Regions from separate parts of the Mus musculus genome. Here region 2 is linked to region 1. The links are chromatin loops, found by intact Hi-C in ENCODE. Cell type or tissue: left cerebral cortex. All regions are shown on one strand.

Region 1 (8,000 bases):
GCTGTACATTTTAAAGGAGGTAGAAATGATGAGTTTTCTGACAACTGAAAGAAAAGAAGGGGGGGGGGCTGGTGAGATGGCTCAGCGGTTAAGAGCACCGACTGCTCTTCCAAAGGTCCCAAGTTCAAATCCCAGCAACCACATGGTGGCTCGTAACCATCTGTAATGAAATCTGATGCCCTCTTCTGGAGTGTCTGAAGACAGCTACAGTGTACTCACATATAATAAATAAAATAAATCTTTAAAAAAAAAAAAGGAAGAGGGGGAGGGAAGGAGGGAGGGAGAGAGAAAGAGAGGGGAAGGCTCATAAGGAAAGAGACTGGGATCAAAAAGGAAAGCTAGTGATAACCACCACATTTCTCTAGCACTCCCCTACGTTTGAATGTGGTAGTGGTAGAACTGAGATTTCGTGTCTAGTCATCCTGTGTATTCTGGAGAGTATGTGCATCTCACATCAAAGTATGGTGTGTGTGAGGTCACAGTGGCACAACTAGTAGCTACTTACCACTGTCTACTGAACTAACTGCAAATGAGTGAATGAATATTCTATCAACCCGTACACTACCTCTCTACCAGCCATGGTGTGCTAGCTCCAAATTCCTCTTTAAAGTAAACCTGATATTATTATTATTATTGATTATTATTTTGAGACTTGTTATATAGCCTTGGCTGGCCTGGAACTCACCAAACTCACAGCAATTCTGTTGTCTCCGCTTCCCAAACACCGAAATGTCAATCTTGTTCCAAAGCATGCTGAGTTTTCTGTTTGCACCTTGACATCTCCACTCTTGTGAGCAGCTCAGGCCCCCTCCCCTCTCTGCGGTCCCAGTCTTGCAGGCAAGCTACCCAGCTGGCAGAAATAACACAAATGACTTTGCAAAGTATGAAGGGACACCTGAGTGGCACTTCTTACAATCAGGCCTGAGATGACTCTTGGATAAAGCTTTGCAGGAGCAGTCCCCATGCCATAGATTTACAATACATGGAGTTACCTGAGTTCTGAAACCGGTGTAAGTACCCAAATAAATGAGCGAGCACAGTCAAAACGGAGCCTCAGCCTTACAGAGTGCTCTTTGTCCACTTATTTTACGGGAGTTACTTAGTTTTAATTTATGATCATGTTTCATAACCCCCTGGCAAATGGCCTGTTATATAGTTGGGGGAGTGATGAAGGCTTAGTAATGGGAGACCTCATTCTGCCCCAGGGGTTTGAAATCTGGACTCTGATAAGTGGTGGGGGGACTAGCAGCCTTTAGAAGCGACTTTCAGGGTCTATGAATTACTGATATGTATGTGATGTGGAGATCTGAGCGTGGTTTTCTTTTTCTTGCCATGACCTAGAGGCAGAAGTTACACTTCGCGAGGTTCACTGTCCTCAAGATCTTTACCCTGCAACCTGTGTCTTCATGTCCTGAAAAGTCACAGTCCTGCCACTGCCTAGAGAGTGTTTGAGCTGAACATAGTTCAGTATAATAGCAATGACCCCTTTGATTCTGAAATTGTGCCTTGGACTTCCCAGCTAATTTCCGTAAGGGGAGAAATTTACTTCTGAGTCCCAGAACTGGCCTTGCGATGGCAGAGAGTGAGAGGGAAAGGATGATGGAAACCGGTAAGAAAGGCAGGCATCTTCCTTCTTCTGGGCCCTCCCACACGACAGGGGAGAAAACCCAGCCTTTAAGCACAGGCAAGGGACATTGTCAAGCTCAATGGGATGGAAACTGATGAAGAAGGCTTGAACCCAGAGAGTCAAGGCCAGCCTGGGTTGTAGTCTGAGAATAAGGTCAACAAAACAACAGTAATAACAACAGCATCAACAACAACAAACACCAACCAAACAAAACCAAACAAAGGAGAGGAAGGAGGAATCCAAGAGAAGGGACAGAAGAGAATTATTTCCCTAGATTCTCTTCTTCCCAAGCTAGATCAGATTGGCCAGAGTTGGAACTCTTGTATCCTGACACGGAGTCATAGTCTTAAAACAACTCAGAGGAAGCTCTCTACAGACACCTAATAACTAACTTAGGAGGGTCTCACTTAATTCTGTATTTCACACAGACTGTGCAACACGAATGGCTGAGTAGTGCTCTGCCATTGAACCCCACCCCAGGCCTGGCAGTAGCTGCCTTAAAAGCTTGTTCCTCAGCTGGGCGGTGGTGGCGCACGCCTTTAATCCCAGCGGAGGCAAAGGCAGGCAGATTTCTGAGTTCGAGGCTAGCCTGGTCTACAAAGTGAGTTCCAGGACAGCCAGGGCTACACAGAGAAACCCTGCCTCAAAGAACAAAAAACAAACAGACAAAAACCAACAAACAAAAACCAAAAGCTTGTTCCTCTGGAGTTGTTCTCAGTCTGCCACTCAGTTGTGAGATCATAGTCAGGCAATCCTGGAGCGGGGGGGGGGGGGGGGGGGGTGGGTGGGTGGGTGGGTGGGGGGTGGGGGGGGTGGGGGGTGTGTCAGTTTCCATATATAATACATAGGGGTGATAGTTGCTATGTGGGTGAAAGTGAAATTACTGATCTAAGCCAATTAAGTAATTTAACCCAATGAGTGTGGCAGAGGCTGAACAACGCATTTCCTAAAAGTTGAAGTGAACGCAGTTATTTTTGACTAGAGAATTTCAGGATGCTCATTTGGCATCAGAGGTTCAGGATCGCTGTTGTAGGCTGTTAGCCAGGACAAAGGAATTTTGGGTTTGCTGCTGACTTAAGAGAGCAAAGTAACATGCTGTCAGCATCACTGTGGCTGGGTCTGTAGCACAATGGGAGAACAAGAGTTTAGCATGTGCAAGATGACCCTGGAGTCATCTCCAGCACATGCATAGATGACTGGTAGGTAGTTAGATATACCAACAGATAGATAGGCAGAGTCATAGACAGTTATTTTGTACTCCAAAGACTTACCACATTTATTTCCTTCTAAAAAATTAAGGGTATCACTTTCTTGACCCAGATATAGGCAGGGATAGCATATGGAGAAAATGTGGGCCTTGATGTCCTGAGAAAGATGTCTTAGCATGACTCCACTTTTTATTTGCCCTAAGCCTTACAAATATCTTGCCTCCTCTCTAGCAGAATCTGTCCTTCTGGGGCCCCAAGTTCATTACTATTCACTTGCTACTATGGCTAGGGACACCTAAAAATAAAAGGACAAATTTTCCTTTTCATCAAAGTGGGCTGTGACTTACCAGTAGCCAGAAAAGGCATTAGCATCCCTAACCCAAGAACACATTAGATCTGAAAACCAACTCTCAAATGTAGTAGCCACCTGGCACTGCCCCAGCTCACCGGAAGATGTTACGGGGAGGTATCATGGTGTGTGTATGTGTGTGTGTGTGTGTTCGTTCTCGAGTGCACGCAGTGAGTACATGCACACTTCTCTGTCCCCAGCCCACATCCATCAACTGTATATAGTTGCTTTCCTGGAATTCTCAAGTTCAGGATCATATTCCCCTCAGCCACCCCATGGGATTTCCTAGTTGTCTCCTCTCTGCTCTCACTGCTAGCTAAACAAAGAGAAACCCAACCACAAAGACCAGCCAGGCTATGCACAGCAGCCTTTGGACTTTCCCTAAATGGCCAATTTAACCTCAATAACAGCCCCATCCATCTATCAGCACCACCTTCTAGGTCACTTTCTGAGAGGGGACCTTAGGAGGCACCACGCAGTTCATACAGAATTTCCTTACAAAGTCAGGAGTGATTTCAGCATTGAAATAAAGATGGGCAAAACTTTGCCCAAATCCCCCCCCTTAAAAAATGGCATGCCCAGCAGTACAGAAACCCCTTTGAGGAACCTGTATACTTGGGAAAGAAAGAAAGAATGATTGAGCAAATGAAGGGACCAGATATAACGCAAGCCAGCTAAAACGTACTTTTTACAGCTGCCCACCTTGGCTCTGCCTTTGGAAGGCCAGAGTTAGTTTCTATATGATAAAGATAATATTTCACATTGAACATAGGGCATTTTAGATACTAAAACTTATTCTGTAATATATGTGTCTATAAATGTGTGTGTGTGTGTGTGTAAGTATATGGCAGCTGGGAAACTGTAGTGTACGTCTGTAATCCCAACCTCCTGAGGCAGGAGGATCAGGAGTTCAAGGTCGCTACCTGGCTACTAACCAACTTCAAACAACAGTGGGAGGGGTGGAATAAAGAAAGTAGGGAGGCTTGCTTAGGAGAGAACTCCTTTGTCTTGTATAGATACTATGTAATTACCAACTCCTCCTGAAAGGGAAACCACAAAGAAAGACAGTGTGCAGACTTTTTAAAAGGAAGATTCTCAGCAGGAGGGTGATGGCAAGCAAAAGGCTGGGCACTTCTTGAGCTGTGTGGATTTCTGGGTTCTGAGCTCACCTGCTGTGTGATTTGGGCAGTGCAAAGAGAGGCAGACAGAGAGGTCTGTGCAATTCTTAGGAGGAATTTTCTATAGTGAGGGGGCAAGGAGAGGGAGAGAGGAGACCATGATTTCTGTGAGTTTAACAGTGAGGGGGCTGGACGGGAATGGACAGCAGCTACAGGTCCTCTAACATTAGGCAGGGGACCTAGGGCTTCAGTCACGGGGCTAGATCTTCCCAGCTCAGTTCGTGCCTCGGCCTCCCTGGGAAAAATGAACCCAATCGCGCATGCTTACTTCGCGAAGCAGCCAGCAGGAGATAGGCACCTGAATGCTGGCCAAGTTACCTGGCCACCGCGAGGGAGGAAGAGGCAAATCGCCGGCCTCTGGGAGGCACTGTTGTCTCGTGCTTTCCCTCCAGCAGCGGTGGCTTGGAGGGGTGGCAAGGTTTCACCCTAGTTGGACTGTCTTGACCACCTCAGGCACACTAACGCTCGACCCAAACCTGATTCCCTTAAAGGAGAAGATGGATGTAAGTCTCTGAGCATCAATGTCCGCCACTTGGGGAGCGTTCGATCTAGGGGGGTTGGGGAGGTGTCCTCTGCGTGGCCTATTCCATCAGGATTTGAAGTGTAAATTTTAACGATGGCGTTGAGGCGGGGTCGAGGGTACCTGGTCGGCTGGGATCTCTTGGGCTAGTGGAGCGGGCCAGGCCCGGTGTCAGTGCACATTTATTGATGGCAGGTATTTGGGGAGTAATTGAGCGCGGCGGCGAGCCGGGGGCGAGAATGGGCCTCCACGAGCAATTAAATGTGATTAGGCTGAGACCTTCGGGATCCAGCTGGGTGATTGATAACCCGACTGCATTCCTGCCCGGCTCGCGACTTCAAACGGGCGGCTGGCTGAGGGAGGGACGGGAGGGGCCTCGCGCTCGGACTCTGTCCTTCTGCCCGGAGTCGTGGCCCCTTCCCGCGCCCCGGTCGGTCCGAGGCTAGCTAGCCAGGTGCAGACCGAGAGAGAGCGCAGTGCCGAGCCACCCTGCGCTGAACCGCTCCGGAGTGCGGGGCACCCGCCAGCTCTGAGCTGCCCGGACAGAAGAAAAAGTGGAAGCCAGAAGAGGGGAAGAGAGGGTGGGGTTGGGACTAATTTAGAAAACGGGGGTGTGGGAGATTGAGAGAAGGAGGAGGGAAGAAAAGAGTGGGAGGGAGAAGTTACCGGGATGAGCGCATCAAAATCAAATCGGAGGCAGGAAAGAAAATTAACGAGACATAGAGTGGGCTGGGCAAGAAAAATTAAGGAGCGGAAGATTATAAAAAAGGAACGACAGAAAGAGAGGGTAAAGAATTGGGGGAGGAACAAAAGATGTGAAAGGGAAGTAAGACAAAAGAATGAGGAAGGAGAAAGACGCCAAGGGTCACATTGGTGGCAGAGCCACAGGCCTGGGTCTCAGCCTGTCCTTCATTCCACCCCTTTGCCATAGTCCCTGCCTCAGCCTAGCAAATTCTATGCCCAATGCCAAGCACTCTCTAGGGTCTGGGACTCCCGGCATTTGCTTGCCCAGACCAAGGCATCAGGCCAGCTCTGCACCCTCACAGACTGGATGAGGGGTAACCCCACCCTAAGCCCGGAACGGACCACCCCCCACCCCGAGCCCCCAAGCCTGGCCCCAAAAGTCATAAATCACAAGCAGAGGTGTCCAGGGTTCTCTTGCTGTTGCTGGGATCTCAGCGTCTGGGGTGCCCGGGAACAGTTTCTGTCTGTGTTAACTTCACAGACAGGACAAAACAGCATGATTCAAGAAATCAGAGACTGTCGTCGGCAGGAGCTGAACTTTGAAACACACCCCCTCCACCCTCATATGCTTCAATATTAAAAAAAAAAAAAAACAAAACTCTAGGAGCTTCAGACACTGTATTAATTAGTGCAACCAGCCATGAAAAGTTGGGTTTGGAGCGGCATTCTTTGCCCTGTGTGAAAAACCAAGTCTAATAAACAATTGTTAAGTTGGCCTGTTGCCGCTGGTAAATTACATAGCATTAAAAAAATAATGCTTTTCATATTAAGCACTAATTAAAGGTTGGGACAGCTTTAAAATAAGAGAGGGAGGGGGAAATCAAAGAAAATATAAAACTGTTCTTTCAAGAGTTATGGGAGGTTAATAAAGTATGTCTGTTAGACTGAGTCTGCTTTGCCCCTAGCTACAGCCTAGCTGGAGCCACCACAATTGGGTCTCAATAAGATAATGATATTCCTTTCTCTGCTATTAAAAGCCTCCCAGTGCAAACTTAAAATGATTTATTTAATTTAGGAAATTATGAGGTGTAACTTCAAAGCTTGAGCCGTTAGTAATGGAAAATACCAGGTTGTTTAAAATTATAATAATAATTGTTTGGAGGACTCAGGACATCAAAGTGTTTTCATCAACAAACGCTGCGAGGGTTGGAAGAGGTTGGAAAGTCAGAGGTGTACGGAGTTTGGATTTGGCTATTAGGACCTTATCGGGCCAGCGTTCATTGGGGAGTCTGAAAGCGAGTCCTTTGCTCCGCTTTGAAGCGGGGCTATTTCAGAAAGTCATTTTACTGTGGCTCATTTTGTTCTGGGAGGGTGAAGGGGAGAGAGTGTGGGGTGAGGGGCAGCTATAGGGGCCTGGTTTGGGGGGGGGCGGGTGGATAGAAGGCTTTTCCTCCTTGCTGTGACTATTTCATTAAAGCGGCCTGTAGCATCAGCAATCTCAGATTTTTTTTGTTGTTCTTACATGAAAGGGGAAGCGGGCACAATCGACTTCACCAACCAGGCCCTGTGATTTTGGGGAGGGTGTGTGTGTGTGTGACGTGGGTTCCTTTATAAATGAGGTTTATGCTTATTTCCAGCCCGGCAGTGGAAAAGGAATGGGGGGTGGGGCAATGGCCTCTCCAACCCGTGGCAAATGAGGGGCTTTCATAGCAAAGAATGGCCGTGGGAGTTTTCATTCGGTCAGACAAGGTTGCGCTCAAAGGCAGGCATCCTCTTTTCAGTCGGGTCAGGCAGACGTTTCGCCGGCTCCCGCTCTCAGCCAGGCCTCGGCGGCCTACCTCCTACAGCCCCTGCCCCCGCATCACCAAGGCACGACCGAGAGGGGGGAGGGGCGGGCTGGGCCCCCAGGGCCAATGGAATGGAGATGTCCTGGGGAAGCCCCTAAGCAATGAGGGACCAGAGCTGGTGCATAATTCTAAAGCCGGCCCTCCAGACCCCTACCTACTTTCTGAGCTCCCCTGCTCTGCCTCCCCTTTCGTTGTTCACCACCTTCTGGGCTCACCCTTCAACTGCATTCCCAACGCATCGCCACAGTCAACAAGTTCTGTGACTTCTAGTGAGCTATCTCTCTGGGCGTCAGTTTCCCCTGTGACAAGCATAACCTCTCTCAAGGGATGCGGTAAGGAATAATAATAGTTCAAGAAAAATGCCTCCGTCCTCCCTAAACACAGGCTCCTCGGCTCCACAAATGCAAACTCCTGCTCCTTCACCCCTAATTTTTTTTTAAAGCGAAGTTTCCTACCTGCAAAGATGTTTGTTTGTTTGTTTGCCCTGTAGAAAGCATTAAAGTATGGACGGGCAGGTGTATTTGTATGCCAGGCTACTGGCAGTCGATACAGAGATCGTAAGACTCCGCAGGAGCATGGTGCGTGAG
Region 2 (8,000 bases), 600 kb after region 1:
TCTCTCTCCCTCTCCCCTTCTCCCCTCTCTCTTACTTTCTCTCCCTCCCTGTTTCTTTCCCCATGCCTCACTCTCGCAGTTTCTAGCTATTTTGCTCTTAAATTTCTTCAAGTCTTCAATTTGGAGAGTCTCCCAGACTACACCATGGGTGAGAACTTCTCTTGAAACAGGAAGTGGATGCACCAGTCCAGTTTCATCTCCCTGGTTTCCCACCGTGGGGGGATCAGGAAGTAGGGACACTTGTCTACTCTTCACCCAGATTTCGATCTGGAGGGATTTAACGTCCTTTGTTGCTTGATATCAAGAAGTCAGGAAATATCTCAACTTTTACATTTTATTCTTGACTTTATTTTAAAGCTGAAATGGCAAAAGATTCTTGACAGGCAAGGGAACCTGAAATAGAGGTATATGGGATTTTGGATTTTTTTCTTTTAATAACACATCTTTTTTTTTACATTTATTTATCTATGTGTGTAGGTAGAGGTAGATTTGCTCCTTCCACAATGTGCATCTTGGAGATTAAACTCAGGCTGACTCACTGAGATGCAAGCACCTTTTTCCACTAAGCCATCTTGCTGTCCCATGAATTTTCTTTTTCTACTAGAATACTTCTACCATCCCATTATCCTGGCCTGCTATTCCATAGATTCAAGTGTGAGCCCCATCTACAGTAATGACACCCAGATTCTCCCTTCTCCCGTCGAAACCCCTTAGTTTTGAGAGATGCAGAATCAGTTTGGTCTAAGCCGGCTTTGGGGGTCAGGAGCATAGTTAATTCATTATAAGAGATGCAACCACTGCAAATGTTACCATGTAGTCTGTAAATGTTTTTGAGTGTGTTACTGGCAAGTTGCCTGTCCATGTGCCAAGACCACAGCAAACATCTCTAATCCAAGACTTTGTACTTCAGTGTTAAATGATAGCTACCTTTTGTACAGCATAGTACAGAATTGCAGTGCAGTTCATTTTTTGTTACTGTTAAAAAAGCAAAAGATGAGCTTACTAAAAACAAAAGAGAGAAAGAAAGACACACACAGAGAGAAGACCTAAGCCAGGGCAAAAGAAATGTTAATTCCCAAAAAATTATTTACTCTGTGTTCAGAGAGATTTTTTTTTGTAACAATATATGGACAGTATAGTAGCAGGAGTCTTTGCAAACATGTTGCTAAACTGGACTTTTCAGACTGGAAATGCCTGCTCTGTGGAGAAACTAAAGGTACAAGAGTTTCCTCTGGGCCAAGAAGATACATGACTAACCCCAGAGGGATGCTTCAGTCTGGAAGTAATTCCCAGGCCAAGGCCCATCCTACTATTCTTATTTTGGGAGCTGTAGAACCTTAGGAGGCTGAATTTTGCTGAAGGAAGTAGGTCATTAGGGATGGGCCTTAAGGGCTTAAAAAACTGCTTTTGCATCAGGTCTGCTCTCTGCTTCCTGGTCCCTGAGACACAAGTAAGCAGTAGCCTCAAGTTCGTACTGCCAAGCCTTCCCACCAGGATGAACTACATCCCCAGATACCATTGGCTAAAATATTCCTCTCATTCCTCAAGCTGCTTTTTCTCAGGAATTTGGTTACGTGATTTAAAAAAAAAATTAACCAGCTGTGGTGGTTTGAATATGCTTGGCCCAGGGAGTGGCAGTATTAGGAGGTGTGGCCTTGTTGGAGTGGGTGTGGCCTTGTTGGAGTGGCTGTGGACTTATTGGGGTAGGAGTGTCACTGTGGGAGTGGGCTTTGAGAGCTTTCTCCTTGCTGCCTGAGGATGTCAGTCTTCTGTCTGCCTTCAGATCAAAATGTAGATTCTCAGCTCTTTCTATACCATGCCTGTCTGGAGGCTGCCATGCTTCCATCATGATGATAATAGACTGAACCTCTGAACTTAGAAGCCGTCTCCAATTAAATGTTGTCCTTTACAAGAGTTGCCTTGGTCACGGTGTCTGTTCACAGCAGTAAAACCCTAAGACATCAGTGCAGAGACCTGCAGTGAAAGGGCAGACCTAAGGTTGAAGACTGACGTCATTACCATCTGCCTGTGAGAAGCCAGGTTTCTTCATCCTTCTGGTACCTTTATCTATACCTGAAAAATGCTACTTACCACACAAGACCGTGAGGAGCAAATGAAGTTCTATCTATGGAACACCAAGGATGTAGGAACTGGTCGGGAAATGTCACTTTCTAACACCTTGTCTTAGCAAAGGCTACTTTCGAGTGAGCATTTGTTGAGATTGGGGCATCTGGCTGCTTTTTAATGAATACATTTTCTTGGTGATGATAAAGTAGCCTGCTAATCCTCGCTGTAGGGTAGAAATCTGATCTGAGGTTGAATAATCAGGTGCTTCCTTTGTGAGAAGGACAGGGGAGAGAGAAAAGTTTGACTGGCTGAGAAGCCATGTGTCCCACCAATATCACCTTGGCCAGACTGCTTCTACTTTGAGAGTGGAAAGAGAGTGCTCATTAACGGAGTTCTGTGGTGGCTGGTAGTGATGAGTCCACCATGATGTAATGTGCTTCGTGTTGCCAAAGTGTGTGCTTCAAGGATTAACATGGCAAGTGCTGTGTTATTTTATCACAACAATTTTTAAAAAATGCATAGGCAGATGGATCTTTGAATTCAAGGTCAGCATAGTCTACAGAGTGAGTTCCAAAGCTACACAGAGAAACCCTGTCTCAACCAAACAAACAAACCAAAGGATGTGGGAATGAACCAGCCACCGTGGTCTCCAGAGAGACATCCTGCCAGGTTTTGTTGCTGCAGCCCCCTTGCTTTTCTGCTCATCTGAAAGGCCTGGTGGGCCAGTGCTCCTATCCAGCCTTTGAATGGCATCACCTGTACAATGAAGCCCTCTTGTGGCCTGAGGCATCCAATGTGAGCTCCTGGGCTCACTCTCCTGAAAGAGCATCAACTGAAAAAACTGGCAGCTAAAAGATGTGGCAGAAGCCACCTAGCAAGGAGCATTCTTAGTTTACTCTTCTTCGCAACAAATAATAGCTACAATGTGCACTCTTTCCAGGGTCTGTTTCCACCAGGTCACCCTATCTGTTCAGTCGCTACACTACACGGATAAGATTTCTTGGATGCTACACTTACAGTTTTGTTTGAGTTTATCTACAATATTCTGTCCCTGGATAACACATATGCACATCCAAGGAACACGTCAGAACCACAACTGGCAAACACCTGGGTTTTGGCCATGATGTAATATTCCATATGAATCTTGCCTGAACGGGAAGATTGGAAGAAGAAAGGGGGATGTGTTTGTCCAGAGGCACAGAATGGAGTTGATAGTTGCATCCAGACTAGTCCTTTCTGACTGCACAGGCTACAATCTCTATTTGGTGAAGTGAGGATCAAGCTGTGTTAGTCCATCTTCTATTGCTACAATAAATAGGGACAATCCAGTTTTTTAAACAGGGCGGAGATCAATTCATCTCACAGTCCTGGAGATTCGGGAGCATGGTGCTTGGCTCTCAGGAGGGCGTTTCCTACTCCGTCACAATGTGACAAAGTGTGAAGGTGAGAGAGTATGTGAGAAAAAAAAAGGTCATGCGATGAGATAGGAAGTCAGAGAGCCAAGCCCCAGGCTTCTCTTTTCCATGTTCCTTTTTGTAGAAACTTAGAGAAATTCTCTAAGAGCCATATTAATCCTTCCCAGAGTGATGACCTAGGACCTCAAATGGATTCAGACAAGGACTCAAAATTACTTTTTTTTTTTAAATAGAATTTTTTGACTACTTGAAAGTGTGAAAAACAAACTTATAAATTAAAACAAAGCAATCTTCATATCAGTACATACTTTTCCTAAATCTATATTGAGTATATAATTACTGTATAAGATTCGATGGCAGAGCAAGAGGTCATTAAGGGAGCTTACAAATTACAGAATGAATTAGTTGTGTTAAACTACATGGAAGCAAAGCCATTTCCCAAAGGATGGGGATTTCTGAGTCAAAGCCAGTATAAAAATGTGTTATTTCCATTTCAGTGTGATGAATGCCAGTATTACTGTTCAAATTTGTTAAATTGAAACACATACAAAAACAAAACAAAACAACCATGGGAAATGAATATTGTTCTTTTAGCGCCCTCTATGGACCAACTCTGATGCAAGTTTTATCAGCCTGTTTCAAACGTTTATCAACTTGCCTGATGTCACTCACTAATAAGAGGTAGGACTGATGGGGAAAAACTGTCCTTCTCCATGGCCCTTTATTAATCTACACACACACACACACACACACACACACACACACACGGATATTTATGACTTGATTGTAATTGCTATGAATTTCTTAAAAGAAAATATGAGAAAACACAACTAGGAATAACTTTGATTAGAGAGAACATTCAAAGCTCTCCACACCTGTAATAGGATTTGTAGCCAAAGAAGAAAACAGGCTCAAAATATCACTTTGAAGCTTTGGCCTACACAGGATAACAAAGACTCCCCGGCCCGTCTCTGCCACAGGCATGGTGGAATTACAACAGGAACTGAACATGCTCATTCCAAGCCTCTCCTGGCTTTCTCTTCTGTTCTGAGGATCTGAGTTACAAAGCACATTTCCCAGATTACTTTGCCTTACTTTGCCGGAGACCTGCTAGTTCTAGCTTGTCTTATCCATCACGAAACTGGGATGTGACCCTGAACAATCCGAATCCAATGTGAAGCTGTTCCCAAATGTAGGCTCACCAGGCCACCTGAGTGGTTGACAGGCCAGACACCTGGTGCTCAGTGGCGGTGGTGATAGCGCCATTGTTTCCAAAAGAAAACAATGTATCAGATTGGATACAATGTATCAGCTTGGATACAACTGCTTTTCTCAACTGTTTGAACATGGTTCTTAAACATTATGCAGGTTTGCAAAATAAATCCTTTCCCGAACTCCTCCGTTGTATCTACCTTAAAAGAAGACTCTGCTGTTGCACTAGGGAACTCTGCAGGGTGGTATAGGCTGGATCACACTAGACAAAACATGGATCTGTGTGTTCAAAATAAATGGCAGATCATGAGAACACGTCCACATGGCCCTGAACATTCTAGAAGCCTCTGCAGCATGTTCACACAAGTGGGGGAGGGGTGGCGGGGGAGGAACGGATCATATACATAACTGGCAGGCAGTATTATGACTAAAAAGGCTTCCAACTTTCAGGTCTACCTAGAAGACGCTTTAAAAAAAAAGCTTCGATTTCTTGGCAGTGACACCATCAATTTGGCCTCTGATCTAGTTAAGAGACACAATTAGCTTCTTTTATTTTTCTTGTCACTTTTGCTTTGAGAGAGACTCTCAGTGTGTAGTCCTGATTGGCCTGGATTTTTCAGTGTGGACCGCGGGCCTTTGGCTCGTGGTTATCCTCCTTCCTCTGCCTTTCGAGGGCTGGATGATGAGCTCATACTGAAGCCAACCTCAATACTGTGAGAATTGCTTTATTTTTAAAGAAAGAGCCCCTTTGGAGGCTTTGCCCAGGGGACTTGCTAGACTTCTTCCACTTGCACACAAGAATGTGTGTCAGATTATTGTGTACTTGGCCAACAAGGAGCTTGCTGGCCTGGCCCATCTTCAGTACCACTAACTGGAAAAATGGCAAGACACCATGGCAGCTACCTCTAAGATGACACAGAAACCCAAGATTCATAACTTTGGGGGGATGATTCCCTGTCATCCATGTCTGTCCCTTCATTTCAGAGCACACAGAATCCAGATTCTGTATTCTCTATTTGAAGAAAGGGGAGTTTTTCAAAGTTTCCCAGCTGTTTGCAGTGTGGAGCTAGCATGGACCTGTGTAACTAACAATGGTCCCACTGTCCACATCTCTCCTGGAGAATGGCCTTGCTGGCCACATCTGCATTTTGCCCTTTCTCTTGGTTTCAAGCTCTCCTGGCCCTAGCTATGGCCCCAACCCCTCCCTACCTTCATTGGTAAAGGAACCCGTACTAGTGCCCCAGTATCCTTTATCTCAGCCCCTCTTGAAGGCAGGATACCTACATATCCTCTAGCTATACTCCATGACAGAACTACAACCAACCCTCCCAACCACCCAGGTCTACACCATGCCCAGCATCCCCGGCAGCTGCAGCTTCCCACCCACAGCTGTCTGGAGGAGTTTCACAACAGTCCCTTCCCACAGCTCTTCTCCCACTTCATCCTTTGAACCTCAGTTAATCTGTCCCCTCTTCCTGAAGTCTTCCCAATACATGGACCAATTCCTTCCTCTGGGGCTGTCTTAGGCTGAGATGACCTGCTTCTTCCTTCACCCTGAATATCTTGATTTAGATACTATGTAACTCACTCCAGTATCCCCGGCACCCTGAATAAACTCAGCCTCCCCTAAGATACACATCCGAGAACATCATGATTGACACGGGACACAGGGAATTGAGAGTATGGCGTGTAGACCAATCTTCATTTTAGCTACAAGCAGTCATATTCTCACAATTTTTGTCCTTATTCTTTCCATGCAAGAGTTATCAGATACATATTTTATACAGTGAAGCTCTATGTGCAAGGTTTAGAAAGAATCTCTTGTGTACTATATGTATGCATCACCTGTCCAAAAAAAAAATCAGTGGCCTATAGGAAATGGCAGAATAGAATGTGGGACTTCCAGTAGACAGAAAGGTTTCTGGGATAAATCCAGATGTGGGAGGATTTGCCCTGGAACATGAAGAAGGACAGATGAATGAGTGCTGAGCTAAGGTGACCAGCCAGGTGGTAGAACTTAGATTAGAATAAATGAGATATTAGGTTATGAGCTAGTTGGAGAACAATCCAAGCTTATGGTCAAGGTGCTTGTAAACATATTTGAGTAGCAGAGTCATTATTTCAGGGAATCTCTGCATGGATGGGAAAGCTCACAGTTACAGCAAGGGACAAGCTAGTGCCTAGACTCACAGGCCTAATGTGTGGCAACTTTGGGCTGTCTCACCTTTTGTTTAGCAATAACTTAGTGGCCAGCATTCAAAACACTAGAAAATTTTGCATTAAAAATCCTGACTTATGGCTTTGGTTGGAACAAATCAGAAGAAGTGACGGCATCTATCCCTTACACCCACTGTGACAACGTGTTAAGCTAGGCAGACTCAGCCCTTGTGTGGTGAACATGCCGGGTGTGCCATCTTTACTTGGCTGAGCAACAGCTCCTCTGTGTCTCTTGTTATCATGACCCTGCCCAGCCTCTGAGCCTTTGACCTCCAATCCAAGATATTGATTAACTTTGTGCTTTATGCATGTTAATTAATATGAGAGCTGCCCTGTGCTCCTATGGACATTTAACACAGTGAGACAGACCTTTTTAAATTGTGCTACAGACAACCTTCTAAGAAAGTCAAACTGCTTTAATACAATGCATTTAAAATTTTTTGATAAACAATGTTTTGGTTATTACTGACCTAGCTTCATGTAAAATTTTCTAATACATACATATACATATATATGAGAATGATAAATTATGGGTCATTTATAGATACAAACATCATATATTTGTTTTAATAAGATCTCAAAAGCATAAAAAAAATCAAGTAACTATTTTGTTTGTTTTTTGTTTTTTGTTTTTTGGTTTTTTGGTTTTTTCGAGACAGGGTTTCTCTCTGTATAGCCCTGGCTGTCCTAGAACTCACCAGGCTGGCCTCTAACTCAGAAATCCACCTCCCTCTGCCTACCAAGTGCTGAAATTAAAGGCGTGTGCCACCACCACCGGCGTCAAGTAACATTTTTAATGAGTTTTTTTAAAATCATGCTTCATGCCAGATACTTCATTATATAGATTATATTATAGTAATATTAAATCTGATAGCCAGTTGACATAGAGACTCCAAATTTAACAATTTTTGTTAGATCTTTTCATGAAAAACACTGATTCCATATTAATAAGTTTATAGTGTATATGTGTATACCAACCTACATCTTAAAACATCTAACTTCATGGCCTCATCTATAACAAAATGCATAATCCATTAGCATTGGATTAACATAAGTGACAACTTTATCATTCCTAGAGGAAAGCATAGC

What was found. Peaks named below come from ENCODE experiments on the same cell type or tissue, not always from the same donor. Only the 100,000 strongest peaks of a DNase experiment are listed, where the experiment ranks them.
Region 2: it touches region 1 in a loop (2.7-fold over the local background); 2 of 42 quality-filtered maps call a loop at or near these places.

Annotation. Positions count from the first base shown.
Region 1 is chr13:53,457,317-53,465,316 of GRCm38, forward strand. Gm33763 (a long non-coding RNA gene) reads left to right here and starts at 4,039. Exons shown (of 4, transcript XR_873406.2): 1 at 4,039-4,865. In left cerebral cortex, a CTCF peak has its summit at 4,712; no DNase peak of the experiment used is centred here; H3K4me3 peaks cover 402 bases.
Region 2 is chr13:54,059,420-54,067,419 of GRCm38, forward strand. No RefSeq gene overlaps it. Among named protein-coding and RNA genes, the nearest start is that of Drd1, 7.8 kb to the left of the region's middle. In left cerebral cortex, CTCF peaks have their summits at 2,843 (motif pointing left) and 4,084; DNase peaks (open chromatin) are centred at 2,877 and 4,074.